2 separate regions of the Mus musculus genome follow, and region 2 is linked to region 1. The links are chromatin loops, found by intact Hi-C in ENCODE. Cell type or tissue: gastrocnemius. All regions are shown on one strand. Links, peaks and the distances in the headings refer to the core of each region. The heading gives the core; the rest is flanking DNA. Region 1 holds the start of Mroh2b (maestro heat-like repeat family member 2B). Region 2 has its middle 61 kb from the start of Mroh2b.

What was found. A loop is a pair of places that touch in the nucleus more often than their neighbours do. Peaks named below come from ENCODE experiments on the same cell type or tissue, not always from the same donor. Only the 100,000 strongest peaks of a DNase experiment are listed, where the experiment ranks them.
Region 2: it touches region 1 in a loop (7-fold over the local background); 4 of 42 quality-filtered maps call a loop at or near these places.

What each region holds. Positions count from the first base shown.
Region 1 is chr15:4,894,004-4,899,387 of GRCm38, reverse strand. It overlaps Mroh2b (maestro heat-like repeat family member 2B), which reads right to left and starts at 651. Exons shown (of 42, transcript NM_001166066.1): 1 at 186-651. The coding sequence starts at 201. In gastrocnemius, for the core only: no CTCF peak of the experiment used is centred there; no DNase peak of the experiment used is centred there.
Region 2 is chr15:4,834,756-4,840,139 of GRCm38, reverse strand. No RefSeq gene overlaps it. Among named protein-coding and RNA genes, the nearest start is that of Mroh2b, 61 kb to the left of the region's middle. In gastrocnemius, for the core only: no CTCF peak of the experiment used is centred there; no DNase peak of the experiment used is centred there.

The sequences.
Region 1 (5,384 bases), core at 106-5,105:
TCTGTCACTGGCCCTTCACAATCAACATTTTATTTTTATTTATTTTTCCATAATGATAAATAGAGGGAAACAATCTGACCTCATCAAAACCATTTCAGACCAACTTTGATGTATACAATCATGCAAAACCCCCACAGGTCAGCGTGTATCAGAGTGCTCACTCCTCAAGACTCAGACATCCTTACCTCCGTATTCTTCCATTCTGGGAGTTGTCTTGGCTGTTACAGGCTTTATAAGAGGCAGCACCTAAGTATCCGAAGCAGTTCAGCTAAAAAGTCAGTGTACCAAGATGACAACTCTCTCACATAAGGTTCCTTAAATGAAAATCCTTCTTTCCTTGCTTGGCGGGGTGACCCAGGAGCTTCTTGTGATGGGTTTGCTGTTCGGGTGGATGATACTGGATTCTACCACCATCACATTTTCTTTGCCTCTGAGCTCCTGTTAACCAAGATGGCTGCATCTCACCGGACTATTGTCTCTTTGCAGGAGACCAGTATGTCTGAGGAGGAAGAGATTAGAAAGTAGGACTCAAACGACTGTTACAGATGAAAGGAGCCACTTTTCCCATTCTTGGGTCTATTGACCCATGAGTTTAAGAATGGTGTATGTATTGGTGGCCACTTTCCTGGCCTGATGTTGGTAAAGCTTTTAGGTGGTCTTGATAGTTCTATTTGGTGAGGTCAGTCACACAACAGGGCATGCTCAGTGGACCGGAATGCCTGTCAGGGGCAGTTGCAAAGAATGACCAACTGACACAGCAGCCAAGCCACTCCTCCCTACTGCTCCCCTGCCCACCACTCCTTGCTGACTTATCAGAACTCTAAGCTTCCCATAGGCTCAGGCTTTTTCTATTTATTTCATTCATTTCCTGTCTATTTGGTTTCAAATGATTTGTTGCATGAATATCTTGGCTATGATATTTTCATAGGGTGGACCTGAATCTTGTCCAAATGCCCGCTAAGCCTAGGTCTGTGTGATTTCAGTTTCATACAGGGAAGACGATGACTTCTGGCACAATATATGGGGCTGGGTGTTCAGGGAAGATGCTCATTCCAATTTTGATGGTTGCTTCTCAGGCTAAGTATTTTTACCATACCACCCCATGTTCTTTTTTTCCATCTTCCTTCTTCCATCTATTTTCTTCCCCCTTCTGCCATCATGTGCTGTCACACACACGCACCCCCACCCCCCACCCCCACACACATTCTAGGATCTAGCATAACTGTCTCTGAGAAGCTCTATCCAGCAGCTGACTGAAACAGATGACGGGGACTCTTAGGGAAGAGTTAGGGGAAGGATTGAAGGCCCAGAGGAGGATAAGGAATTCCACAGGAAGATGAACAGAGTCAACTTGCCTGGACACTTGGGACTTTCAGAGATTGAGCCACAAACCAAAGAACACACACAGGCTTTAGCCCTCGGCACATATGTAGCAGATGTGCAGCTTGGTTTTCATGTGGGTCCCCTAATAGCTGGAGTGGAGGTTTTCCCTAAAGCTCTAGCTCGATTATGGTTTCTGTTCCCCAACAGGGCTGCATTGTCCGGCCTCAGTGGGAGAGGATGTGCCTAATAGACTTGATACAACAGGTTCAGGGGATATTGGGGGTGGGGGTGGGCACGGGCACCCTCTCAGAGAAGAAGGGGATGGGGAATAGAGGATGGGGGAGAGGCTCTGAGAGGGAAGGACTGGGAACAAGGCACTGTTTAGGATGTAAATAAATAAATAAATAAATGGAAAAAAAATCTAGGCTCAACAAATGAGAAGAAATAGATACTTGTCTTCTGAGCCAGGCTTATTTTTCTTAATATTACAGTACCCAGTGTCACCCGTTTTCTAGCAAAAAAGCAATTTGATTTTGATTTGTAGCTGAATAAAGCTAGATTGTGTGCACACGCATACACACACACACACACACACACACACACACACACACACACACACACATTATCACATTTATTTTACTCACTCTTGTCATGGCAGACATCTTAGCTGGTTCCACTTGGCTAATGTGAACAGCACAGCAGAGAACTTGGATGTGCTCATATCCTTGTAGTAGGACATGTATATGGATATACACCCAGGAATGCCAGAGCTGGTTCATATGGTAGTTCTAGCTTTAGTTTTGTGAGGAACTTCCACTCTCCACACTATGAGTGGCTGCAGTAATTACACTCCTACCAGGGGTATATGAGAATTTCATCCTTACCAGCATTTTTTTTCTCCATGTTATGCCATTTATTGATTGGGTTGTTTTGCTTTCAGTATTTAATTAGATTTTAGTTTTTAAATGTGTTCTAGATATCAAGCCATGTCAGATGGGTTGTTAGTGAGGAGTTTTCTTCCCTTCTGTATAGCCTGTCTCTTCATTGTATTATTTCCTTTGCTGTGCAGAAACTTCTTAATTTCATGTTATCCTATGTGTCCACCCTTTGTGTTATTTACAGAGCTGTGGAGTCCTTTTCAGAACGTCCCTGCCTTTGTCTATTGAAGTTTCCTCTGTGATCTCTCCTAGCACTCTTGGAGTTGCAGGCCTTACAACTCTTTGTTACATTGTAAACAGATCTTGTTAACCATCCATCTAGTAGATGTGTTTGTCTCAGTTTTCCAAGTCAGCATCACTTTTTCTGAGCATGTCATGCAAAGCAAATTTTCCCAATGTGCACCTGGTGCTCTTATTTAAAATGTCAATTCCAGGGCCTACCTCCGACCTGGTAAATTTGAACAAGGCAGCAAGAATCTCTGTTAGAATGAGCACTGATCCATATTTTAGCAAGGATCATTAATGTCTAAGAAACACTTGGCAGGATCCTTGCCTCAACAACCCACTTGGAAATAAGCATAAATTTCGCCACGTTTTTGAGGATGCTCATTGTGATTGGAAAGGATAACAACTATTCTTCTATTGCTTTCTGATTCATTCACACCATTAACAGACTAGTGAGTCCGAGTGTTACTGTGGTGATTAGTGGCATCCTGAAATTCAATGCTGTTCTGAAAGCATACACATGCAAGTAGTGTTATTTGGATTGAACAGGTTGTGTGTGTGTGTGTGTGTGTGTGTGTGTGTGTGTGTATATTCCTAAATCTTTATGTGTGTATAGTATATATTCATATATATATATTCATATATATATATATGAATGAGTGTACAGGTTTATATATATTTAGAAACATATGTGTGTACCACACATATATACATGAGTATGTATGTGGTACACACACATACAGATACATCCATATCCACATACATAACAACAAAGAAAAAGAGACCATGACTTTTAGTGAGAGTGTGGGGCAGTGATACATGAGAGGAGTTGGAGGGAAAAAAGGGAAGGGGTAAATAGTATAATTTTATTGTAATCCTCCCAAATTAAAAAAATACATAAAAATAAAAAAAGAGATGAGAAATAACATGCTTTTGGAATAATAAAGAACAATGTGCAATAACATTAATAAAGTTAACAATTAGAAATCTAGCTATTTAGGAAATTGTTATAATCTTTTTCCATGAATGGCAACAAGTGATTTTTCTGCATTTCCATGAATAAAGATTTTGTTGACTTCATAGAAAATTCGGGAGGCTAGGAGATGATTGATTTATATTAACTTTGTCATTTATTCATCAGGGTAATCAAAATGAATTTTCTTGACTGACGCCTTTTCAGATAAAATACATTTAAACCGATTAGGAATCCTCATAGTCTCAGCACAGCTAATTTTCTCTAATTTTTCCCTTTGGGGAGGAGGGCCTTCTCGCTTATTTTCATCAATGCCTCTTCTCCTTAGACTAGATAAACACAATGTAGGTTTGATTCATCTGAGGCTCGCGAGGCATGTTAAACAGCAGTTCCCAAAGCTGGTAAGACTATGTGTAGTAAGGAATTCAATGTTTATGAAGGAGCCTGAACTCAGCCTTCTTATGAACTGGAGTGCCTCTTTGTTAAGTAATAACTCTCTGTTTTCAATGTACTTTGTCTGCATCGTGCTTCCTGTATTCTTGTGGGAAAGTAAACCAAGGTCCCCAACGAAATTTGATTTCTCAACTATAAAAACATTAAGGGATCCTTTAAGCTGACTTCGTGACCATCTCTTATGCCAAGTTTCCCTCCCCCATTTTCATGGTAATTCCAAAACCATTTATAGTCCTCCTAATTACAAAGCAATACAGCTATAAGTGCATCTTTGTGCCAGACCATTGATGTGTAGGGAGTTTCTTATTCTCTTGTATATAGACACAGTAGGAAACCTCTCATCTTGGGGGAACCTCCCCTCTTGTATTGGCAGAAGTCTGCGATACAGAGGAGACTGGGGAACCTAGCAGGGATTAATCCCAAGGCAATGCCACTGTGAATCTTGAGCTAAGGGAAATAGGTATGTGTCAGACCCTATTTCACTGACTGAGCTAATGAATTAATGTTCCTTGATTAAAAATCCTCAAGAGATGTTACTTGTGAATTACTAATGTGAAACATATGCAATCAGCAGTTATATTTCCTCTTATCATGAAAAGAATTGCATTTTAAAATGAAGAGCATGGTTTTAAAGGCATCCCTTTAGGGATTTGGAAAGCTTGAAGACAAAATCTCTTTGGTTCTTTTTATGCAATGGCTTCATTCTTTTTTTTTTTTTTTCATTTTTTATTAGGTATTTAGCTCATTTACATTTCCAATGCTATACCAAAAGTCCCCCATACCCACCCACCCCCAATCCCCTACCCACCCACTCCCCCTTTTTGGCCCTGGCGTTCCCCTGTACTGGGGCATATAAAGTTTGCGTGTCCAATGGGCCTCTCTTTCCAGTGATGGCCGACTAGGCCATCTTTTGATACATATGCAGCTAGAGTCAAGAGCTCTGGGGTACTGGTTAGTTCATAATGTTGTTCCGCCTATAGGGTTGCAGAGCCTTTTAGCTCCTTGGCTACTTTCTCTAGCTCCTCCATTGGGAGCCCTGTGATCCATCCATTAGCTGACTGTGAGCATCCACTTCTGTGTTTGCTAGGCCCCGGCATAGTCTCACAAGAGACAGCTACATCTGGGTCCTTTCGATAAAATCTTGCTAGTGTATGCAATGGTGTCAGCGTTTGGATGCTGATTATGGGGTGGATCCCTGGATATGGAAGTCTCTACATGGACCATCCTTTCATCTCAGCTCCAAACTTTGTCTCTGTAACTCCTTCCAAGGGTGTTTTGTTCCCACTTCTAAGGAGGGGCATAGTGTCCACACTTCAGTCTTCATTTTTCTTGAGTTTCATGTGTTTAGGAAATTGTATCTTATATCTTGGGTATCCTAGGTTTTGGGCTAATATCCACTTATCAGTGAGTACATATTGTGTGAGTTCCTTTGTGAATGTGTTACCTCACTCAGGATGATGCCCTCCAGGTCC
Region 2 (5,384 bases), core at 147-5,146, 59 kb after region 1:
GAAGGTTTTCTTCCTCTGATTTCACATATCTTCCTTTGGATTCTGAGTCCCACTTGGCATTTGGTTTCTAGCCTGTATTTTATAAAAACAGGTAATACATAAACATATGACTATGAAAATAAAGGATACACACAGTCAAAATATTTTTAAAAGTAATTTGTTTTAATTTTATTTCCTTTTCTTTCTTTTCACTTTTTTCCTTTCTTTTCTTTCTTTCTTACTTTTTTTTTTTTTTTTTTTGTGGTGCTAGGGATTGAACACAGAGCATCACACATTCAGGCAAGTGCTCTGCCACTAAGCCACACCTCCAACCCCTGTGTCAGTTTCTATAAAGTGTGAAAATTCCATGTCATCCCATTTTATTATTTACTTATTCATTTTGGTTAATATTTTTGCATAGACACCAATCTCCAAACTCAGTAGCTTTTGCTTTCCCAGAGGTGTTGAATGAGTGTGAATGGCCAAGTCAAGGGTTTCAGCTAGAAGGTTCTGGAAGTGTTATAGCTACTAGGGGAAAATCTTCCCCAACAGAGGCTTTATAGCTCTGTGAGAAAACTCTTCCCCAGTGGAGGCATCAGAGCTCTGAATGGAAGCTTTCTCAGATGGAAGTTTTATAGCTCTGAGGGGGAAGGTGCACTGGAAGCCATGAGCCAAGGAATACCACAAGGTAACGCTGCACAACAAACCTCACACAAAGGATTTATTGGGAGAACCCCAAGAAGATGGTTGTCTCTGGTTGGGTGAGAAGCAGCAGGAAATTGGGTAAGATGCAGGTTTATATAGGTTTTTTTTTTTTTTTTTTGCAGTGGAGGATTTTTTCTAGAATGGTGATTTCAAGAATAAGGACTGGCAAGATTTCAAGTCCCGAGCTTGAAGCACGTCCAGGGATTGGTGGAATCTTCTGCTCAGGAATTGGTGGGTTTTCATGGTGAGGCATTGGTGGCTTTCATGCTCAGGGATTGGTGGGTTTGGGTAATGTTTTTTTTTTTTTTTTTTTTTTCATGCAGAAGTGGGCTGAGACCTTTTACCCTCCATATTCACCTGCTCCAGCTTGAGTGTGTGTGAGTGTTCAGTTGTGTTTGTCATTTCCCTTGGTGCGCTGTAGACTGTTCTTCATAGTACCTATACAGTTGCAAAAGACTGACACCACTCCTGTGGATATTGTCCAAATCTTTGCATCCATTATACTTGTCAAAATCCCATTGATCAAATCAAGTGATCTGATTAAGTTGAGTTGATATAAAAGGTTACCCTCTTTCCACAGTTGAAGGCCTTATACAATTATTTGGTAAATGGCACAGGAAGAAGTGAAGACTTATTTACCATCCTGAGTTAGGTTCTACGCTCATTCATGGAGAACACCATAGTACACAAAGCAGGAAAGATCATTGATTTGGAAATTGAAGAAATCTGATGTCTTCCATTTATTTGCTCTCTCTTCTACTCTAAAACGGTGTTGTATAACAGTCTCCTCTCAATTGGAATATCCTTTCATGGAAGGGATGGGGAGGCTCCAGAGACTTGGCAAGTAAACAAACTTCACATGTCTGAGAAAGCTGAAGTTTACAAGATATCCTTTGAGGTTAAGGAAGCAATAAACAGTCACTGGGGAAGGAGACAGACCTGCCAAATTGCTAGGAGGAGATTCTCAGCCTTGTTAAGCTGTCTGTGAGCCACGCAAAGTGCTTCAGGGATGGGTTCTCATCAGGTGGGCTTTTTGGTGATGCAGTTGCTTTTGAGTCTTCTGCTCCTGTAAGAAATTTCTCATTGGCACTCCTGTTGAGATGCTAAACATCATGTTTAGAGGATACATTTTCTGTGTTTGGCTTGTAAAAATAAAATTGTTTTTAGCTTGCATAAGCCATAAGGAAGTTGCTCCTACCTTAAATGTACCCTGTCATCAGGAATACTAACATGGACAACTTCCTGTTACAGTTGGGCTATTCTCTGTCTCTTCTCTCTGTCTCTGTCTCTCTCTCTGTCTTTCTCACTCTTTCCTTCTTTCTTCCTTTACATATTTTTTTTTATTAGTCTGTCATAGCTCAACTGTAGCCTCCCTTACCACTGCTTCTCTTAGGTCTTCCCTGTATCCACTCCTCCTTCAAGGAAAGGGCAAGCCTCCCAGGGTTATGAACCAAACAAGGCTTATAGAGTTCCAATAAGACTAGGCATCTCTCCTCATATCAAGGCTGGATGAAGCAACCCAGTATGAGGTAAAGGATGCCAAATGTAGGCAAAAGTATCAGAAAACAGTCCCCGTTCCCTCTGTTAGGAGTTCCACAAAACACCATCTATACCACTGTAACATATATGTAGAGGGCCTAGGTTAGAGCCATAGAGGTTACACCCTAATTGTTGGTTCAGTCTCAGTGAGGTCCTATGATGAATCCAGGTTAGTTTATTCTGTGGGTCTTCTTGTGACATTCTTGACTCCCTCTGGCTCCTACAAGCCTTCTTTCCCTTCTTCGCTAGGATTCACAGTTCTACCTTATGTTTGATCATGGATCTATACATCTGTACCAGTTGCTGGATGCAGCTTCTCTGATGATGATTATGCCAGGTACCTGTCTATGAATATAGCAGAATATAATTTCTTTACTTTGATTATTTATTTATTTATTTATTTATTTATTTATTTATTTATTATTTATTTATTTATTGTGCCAGTGCTAGGTCTCTGGGCCATCTGTCCTCTGGTTTCTGGTCCTCCAGGCCATGTCAAGGGTGAGCTGCCTCTTGTGAAATGGATCTCAAGCTGATCCAGTTATTGATTGGCTAGCCACTTTCACAATTTCTGTACCACCTTTACCCCAGGACATCATGTTGGCAGGGAAAATGGTAGGTCAAGGTTTTATGTCTGGGTTGGAGGCCAATCCCTCCACTGAAGTCTTGCCTCATAACAGGAGATGAGCCCCTGCCATGTCCCAGAGATTTTATGCAATCCTAAATTCATACTACCACTATACCCAAATGTTGTGTGAGACTAATGAGACAAAGTCTTATGTTTACTCTCCATAAGCAGAGAACTCATGAAAGCCCCAAGTAACGAGTCTACCATATCCCCCATTACTAGGAGTCTTTGGTAGGATCATCTTAACAGATGATCGTAGGTTTCTACCTTTCCTCCAATTGTCCTCCAATTTCAGTCATCTCTCTCATCTTTCTCCCTCCATCCTCCTCACAACCTGATTACTTCCGTTCCTGTCCCCTACCCACCCCTAGTCCACCTGGTGCACTTGGTCTATTCTAAAATAATTGTTGATTGTTTCTAAACATTTCATTGCTTCGCTATTTCTATAAGGTAATGAGTCACAGGATTAAGCAGGCTCGCTAAGTTCTGCTTTTGTATGAAATGCTTGCGTGGGTGGCTGAGGCAGGTTGTCTGTTACAAAATCACGTCTTGCCTGTACCTAGGCAGGATATGAGTTAATTTGGCTACCTGAAATGTTACAAATTTGTTGTTTTGGCCTTTGTAATCCTTGAGTTAATAATAGCCAGGGCCTTACCTAGAAAATTCTCTCTGGTTTGGTCCTGGCCAGTCTCTTCTAAAATAAAAAGCCTCTAATTTACTCAGACCAAATTTAAGTCATAAGCAAAGTTGAGTCATACTGATGAATCTCTGAATGACAACAGTAGTAACTCATCACACTGAACTTTGGTGACCTCATTGCTTTGGTCTGTCACGGGTTCTCTGCTTGTGGTGAATAGATGTATACGTGTTGACTCATTAATAATGCTCACACAACCTATGGGTTTAGTGGTATATGCATTGAAGACTGCACAAAATTCTTGAGACCTGGAAGGGGCTATGTGAGCCCTAGATCTCTTCTTTTGTAAATTGGTTTTTTCTTTATATATTTTTTTCATCCTGCTTCACAAGGCTCTTGTTTATCATGCTTATAATCTCTGTCATTAAAGAACCTCCAATCTGTTATTGTTCCTTGACATGAATCAGATACCTACAGGGACTCCTTTAATTCTACAAAAGGGAAACAAAGGAGAGCTGCTTCTGCCATCACACCTCCCAGGAGCAATTCCTTCAATTATTTTCAAAACATGTTCATTGAAATTCCTGATATGAGCGTTTCTGACAGAACAGGAGTCTAAATTGGGCTAAGATAGATTTGTGGATTTCTAATGAAAAGTTGCATAACTAAAAATAAACATGAATTACAGACACACCACGATGATCTCTGAACCTCTGAAGACTGAATTCTAAAATACCAGGATGGTTCATGCTGGCAGTGCATGAGGTGAGGTGTTGGAAGCCAAACTGACATTAGATGGAAATAGATCACAGTAGAATTATCAAATTGAAAACATCACTCTTTAGAAGGAATATTTGAAATACTGAAGAGTATAGGCTCTTGAACTATGAAAAGATGTTATTTTCTAAGTTATTTGGAATGGAACAATGGTGTCAAATGAAAGTTTATTTAAGGTGAAAATAACAAAAACTGGGTAGCTCCCCCATCCCCAGCCTCCAACTCTGTCTATTTCTACCTTATGTCTTTGAGACAGGTTCTCTCTGAACTTAGGCTGATTGTAGCCTCCAGTGGACACAGGTTACTGGGCTCCTGAAAGGAAAGCTGGGGATGGATGGGAAGGACGGTAAGAGAAATAACGAGCCAAGACAAAGTTCTCTGATCTCTTACACGCGTTCTCGCGACCGGCCAGGAAGAACGCAACAAACCGGAATCTTCTGCGGCAAAGCTTTATTGCTTACATCTTCAGGAGCCAGAGAGCAAGAGAGCAAGAGAGCAAGAGAGCAAGAGAGCAAGAGAGCAAGAGAGCAAGAGAGCAAGAGAGAGAATGGCGAAACCCCGTCCCTTTTAAGGAGAATTATCCTCCGCCTAGGACGTTGCTGTGGCCGCCAGCAGCTCGCAACGTGAACGGTTCGACTGAGAAGGCCACTCGAGCTGTAAGAGAGGAATCTAGTCGGGGCGAAAAAAGAAACGGAGCTAAGACAAATTCATTCTGATCAAAGCTCAAATTTTATTGTTGGGACACTAGTTATGAAGGAAGGGGGAGGGGACCCGATTCCCGCCGAATAATCTCGGGTCCAGTAGAAAGGTGCATGTGTGTGGCTCCTCAGGTTCCAGCAGTGGGCGTGGCAGAACGAATGAGCAGGAAGCTCCACCCCGAGCAAGCAGGTTTCAGGCTGGGGGAGGGGAGACTACAGGACGTGTCACTCCCTGATTGGCTGCAGCCCATCGGCCGAGTTGTCGTCACAGGGAAGGCAGAGCACATGGAGTGGAGAACTACCCTTGACACATGCGCAGATTATTTGTTTACCACTTAGAACACAGGATGTCAGCGCCATCTTGCAACAGCGAATGTGAGGGCGGCTCCCCACACTGATCAAGGCTCAATGTTTAATTCTA